2 separate regions of the Homo sapiens genome follow, and region 1 is linked to region 2. A link is a loop called in an ENCODE intact Hi-C map of the cell type or tissue named here. Cell type or tissue: heart right ventricle. All regions are shown on one strand.

Region 1 (2,500 bases), 98 kb before region 2:
ATTTCATCTTTCCTCAAGAGTATGCAGATGGCAAACATATTAGTAATGTAACTTTTTTTTAAAATGCAGGCATATTGTGTTTTATTCTATCAAGAGTTTCTAACATTTGAAAAGAATTTATCTGACACTATTGTCCTTTCCTGCATTTCTTATATGACATCCAAAGCAAGTGACATTCCAACTGTCCTAAAATCATTAAAAAGCATGTTATACAACATGCTGTCATTTTCTCTATGAAATATTATAAACTCCCAAATCCTTAACAAACTTTCAATTTTTAAAACATCACTGCTACATGTGAACAGCCCACATAGATTTTTTTCATCAGTATCAATTATCTGTAAGTTTAGTAGAGGTAATTCCAATATCCATTACTTATTCACCTCACTTTACAAAAACAGATGAAAATTACACACCTCTTTAATTTCAAAATTCAGCAGCATATTAATGATGTCTACAGACCTAATTTCTTCCACTCCAGTTGTTAAAGTATTTTTTGAATCATGTACATCTTGTGATATAGAGATTTCAAGGGGCTCTTTAATTTCACCTGAAATGTTTAAAAGAAATTCATTACTTTTATTCACAAATTTCTTCCACAAATATTTATTGTGGACTTATATGAGTATTCTGGACCTGGTAGAGGCAATGAAAATCCACGAATTAGTAACAGCGCTAGCCCTTGGAAAACTCATGGTTTAGTGGAAGAGACATATACATTTAAAATACAAACAAACAAGCAGGCCACACCTAGTCACATTAAGTGAACAAATGTTAATAGACTCTATATAAAATGCACTGCAAGCACAGAACAAAGCGTGACACTGTTATACAGAAGTCAAGAAAGGATGTATTAGAGGAGGTATTATTCAAGTAGAGCAAAGGACCTCCTCACACGGTGGAGACATTACTAGAAAGGAGCAAAACCAGGGAATGATAACACATGATAGGTTTTGCAAACAGAATGGAGTTTGATATGGTTGAATCATAAGGGGGACAACAAGAGGTAATACTACAAAAGAAAAAAGGGAGTGGGAGGTCAGGGCCTCTTATGCCATATTAATAAACAAAGGTAAAGCTATATAATTATGATGCTGTGTTTCTGAAATTCGTACACCCTGAAATGCAATAAAATTGTTTTAAACTGTAATACAAAAAATAACAACAGCTATCACTTGCTAAGTGCTCATCTGTGTGGCAGACACTGTTCTAAGGTCTGTATATGGACTGTTCTATTTAATTCTTATGACATCTCTTTGAGATAAGAACTTTATTGTCCTTATTTCAGAGATGGGCAAATTGAGGTTCAGACAGATTCAGTCCCTTGCTCAGTGTCGCACAAATGGCAGAGCCCAAATTCAGCAGTCTGATTTTACAGTCTTCACTCGCCACTGTCCCTCAATATCATTAAGTTAGTTATTACCATTATTGCGGTTGACATTATCTTGACCACTAATACAACACACAGGAACCATGTAGTGTAAGCTACACCAGAATTCCATACAGAAAGCCGCTAATGTTAATCATTACCTTTGACAAAGCATTGCATAGCGCAAGGTTTCCTAACTATCACCTTACTCCATCACTGTTCCAAACATAATGTGAACCAGGGGAAATGATTCTAGCAAATATTTTTGCTTTTATGAAACAATTCCCAGAATAGGCAAAGATTTTTCAAATGGAAAACAAAAAATACTGATCATTTAAAAAACCAGTAAATTTAAGTTGATTGAAATTAACAAATTTTATTCATTAAAAGATCCATTAAAAGACTGAAAGGCCACCAGTCAGAATATCTATTGAAAAGTCAAAAAATAACAGATGTTGGCCAGGTTGTAGAAAAAAGGGAATACTTATACACTGTAGGTAGAAATATACATTATTAGTTCAGCCACTATAGAAAGCAGTTTGGAGATTTCTCAGAGAATTTAAAACAGAACTACCTTTGACCCAGCACTCCTATTACAGGGTACATACCCAAAGAAAAATACCTCATTCTACCAAAACGACCACATGCCCTCACCTATTCATCACTGCACTATTCACAATAGCAAAGACATGGAATCAACCTAGATGCCCACTGACAGTGGACTGAATAATGAAAATGTGGTACATATACACCATGACATGCTATGCAACCACAGAAAAGAATGAAATCATGTCCTTTTCAGCAACATGGATGGAGCTGGAGGCCATCATCCTAAGTTAATTAGCTCAGCAAGAGAAAACCAAATACCACATGTTCTCACTCGTAAGTGGGAGCTAAACATTAAGTACACATGGACACAAAGATGGGAACAACAGACACTGGGGACTACTAGAGGGGAGAGGGGGGGACTGGGGGAGGGCTGAAAAACTACCTATCAGGTACTATGCTCACTACCTGGGTAATGGGATCATTTGTAGACAAAATCGCAGTGACATGCAATTTACCCATGTAACAAACCTGGACATGTACCCCCTGAATCTAAAATAAAAATTGGGAAAAAAAGAGAGTGAA
Region 2 (2,500 bases):
CTCCCGAATAGCAGAGCATAAAGCGTATAGGATTTTAATTCAGAAGGTAATTCGACCTCCCTGGACAACAAAAATGCCATAAAAGAATCAGACTCAGCATTCACAGGCCAGCGTGGTTGTCGGTTCCACTTTTGGTCTCTGTATTTGCAAAGAGACGTAAAAAAATCCAAAACAAAAAGGATAACTAAAATTAGTATAACAAGGGCACAGGCAGAACGGTAGGATAGAGTCAAGGGGGTTATGTTCAGAGCATAACCAGAAGAAAACGTAGTGCCACAGGGAAAAACAGATGCAGGAGATGGTATTACAAAATGGTCATTTTAGTACTTTTTAAAAATCTATTTTTTTCCTCAAAAGACAGAAATTCACAAGTTATGATTTAGAACTATTTGGGACCATAAAGATTTTCAAATCTAAGCCCCTCTCACTTTATACATGAAGAAATTAAAGTCTAAAGAGATCTGGTAGTTTATCCAAGGTTATACAATTTTTTTGTGGCAGTACTAAGAATAGAATCTATGTCTCCCAACTCCTAGGTCAACTTTCTTAATATAAAACATAGAGGTTAATCCAAAACTGTGATTAAACACAAAAACCATCCAACAAACAAAAATGCCATGCCATAATCCATGAAACTAGCTTTGCATATAAAGAATAGTGAAATAAAGAATGCTTTGTATTTATTTTTTAAGATTTTGTTTATGTATCTATAACATAAACATTATTTAGTTGAAAGCATATCTGAATGTTCTGACACAATTCATTTTCCAGGGAGGTGAGCTAAAGTAGATGACTGAACAGTTTTTTAAAGCAAAGCATGAATCAAATTATTTTAATGATTTATGTTTTAGTAAAGAATACCAGGCCTGGTGCGGTGACTCACGCCTGTAATCCCAGCACTTTGGAAGGCTGAGGCAGGTGGATCACAAGGTCAGGAGATCAAGACCATCCTGATACGGTGAAACCCCGTCTCTACTAAAAAATACAAAAAAATTAGCCAGGCGTGGTGGCGGGTGCCTGTAGTCCTAGCTACTGTGGAGGCTGAGGCAGGAGAATGGCGTGAACCCAGGAGGCAGAGCTTGCAGTGAGCCGAGATTGTGCCACTGCACTCCAGCCTGGGCGACAAAGCAAGACTCCGTCTCAAAAAAAAAAAAAAAAAAAAAAGAATACCAAAGAAAATATTATAGCTATTCATTTCAAATGAATCTAGCTAGTCAACCCAAATTAACCAATCTAGACTCCTTTTAATGAGTTCACAGTGACTTTGTCTTCAGAGAGGAAGACAGGAAAGAGAAAGGAAACAACTCTCTCACTCTTCCCATTTCCCTACTGAAACAGGAAGTTTTGACAAAGGAAGGTAGAAAGCTGCAACATCACCACTGAACTTTCTCCCTTTCAGTTCACTTCAGGGATCCCATAATATTGAGTAATGTGGTAGAGCTTCCTAGCAGAATGGTTACCAAAATACCAATTCTCAGTTTTAGTTCTAGAAAAGGAGTTAATTTTTAATTAGTAATGCTACTTAAATATGTGAACAGGTGCTTAAATTTAAATTTTTAAGCACCGCTTTAACTGGTAGTAACTGAGCCTAAATATGTATTACACTAATGACCTTTTCATTATTGTTTACTTTTATATGCCATAGGACAAGCTAATGAGAAATGTGGCCTCCACTACACCAAGTGCTGGCTGGGAGGAAAAGACTAAAGAAAATCCCTCTACAGGTTTAGAAATACCTAGATACTGACATCTTTTATGTGTCAAAGCCAAAAAAAGCAAAAAGAGCTGCTTTTTCTTTCATTCTCAAGCTGCCCTACAGGTACCTGTTAAGACAATATATTACAGTATATTACACTTGGACCCACAAATATCAGCATGAGCCTGGAACTTCATTTATCTTGTCACTGTCATTGACTGTGGCTCTTTACTCACCAATATCGGGTGAAGAGCAAAAAGGAAAGATAAAGATACATTATTTAACTACCTTTTCTCTCTATGAATGCGGAGGAAGTGGCAGTACCACTCATCCAATGAAGGATCTCACGTTGTTCTTGCCTTGCTCAAATCACAGAAGTTTAAAGACAGAAGAGATGACCTTGTCTAACCTTTCCACTTACAGATAAGCAACCAATGGTCACTTGTCAGAGACATGCCAAAAGCCACACAACTAGACAGAATCAGAGATGGAATAAGATTAAAGAGGTTTGCTCATTCCCAGTCCAGTGTTCATTCTCCTTTCTTATGCTGCACTGCTCCAACAATATCTGGCAGCTCAAGGGGAAGTGTCAAGAGTGGGATAAACTGTCAGGAGTGGGATAAACAGCACGGGTTCAGTCTGGTTTGCAGGGCCACAGATTCTGAGGGCATTGCACTTGGCTTCTATTCCTGGTCACCAGAGTCACCCTTGTATCTAACACATCACAGTTCCTATGTTGATTCCACCTGTCCAGTGGAATTAAGAACAACAGAGTTCCGAGTACTGGAGGATTTTCCTGCTGAC

The links. Hi-C counts contacts between places; a loop is a spot of excess contacts. Peaks named below come from ENCODE experiments on the same cell type or tissue, not always from the same donor. Only the 100,000 strongest peaks of a DNase experiment are listed, where the experiment ranks them.
Region 1: it touches region 2 in a loop (24-fold over the local background); 3 of 110 quality-filtered maps call a loop at or near these places.

The regions. Positions count from the first base shown.
Region 1 is chr15:61,954,005-61,956,504 of GRCh38, forward strand. VPS13C (vacuolar protein sorting 13 homolog C) reads right to left here. Exons shown (of 85, transcript NM_020821.3): 38 at 417-550. Among named protein-coding and RNA genes, the nearest start is that of VPS13C, 110 kb to the right of the region's middle. In heart right ventricle, no CTCF peak of the experiment used is centred here; no DNase peak of the experiment used is centred here.
Region 2 is chr15:62,051,531-62,054,030 of GRCh38, forward strand. All of the region lies in intron 1 of VPS13C (vacuolar protein sorting 13 homolog C), which reads right to left. Among named protein-coding and RNA genes, the nearest start is that of VPS13C, 7.7 kb to the right of the region's middle. In heart right ventricle, no CTCF peak of the experiment used is centred here; no DNase peak of the experiment used is centred here; H3K27ac peaks cover 392 bases.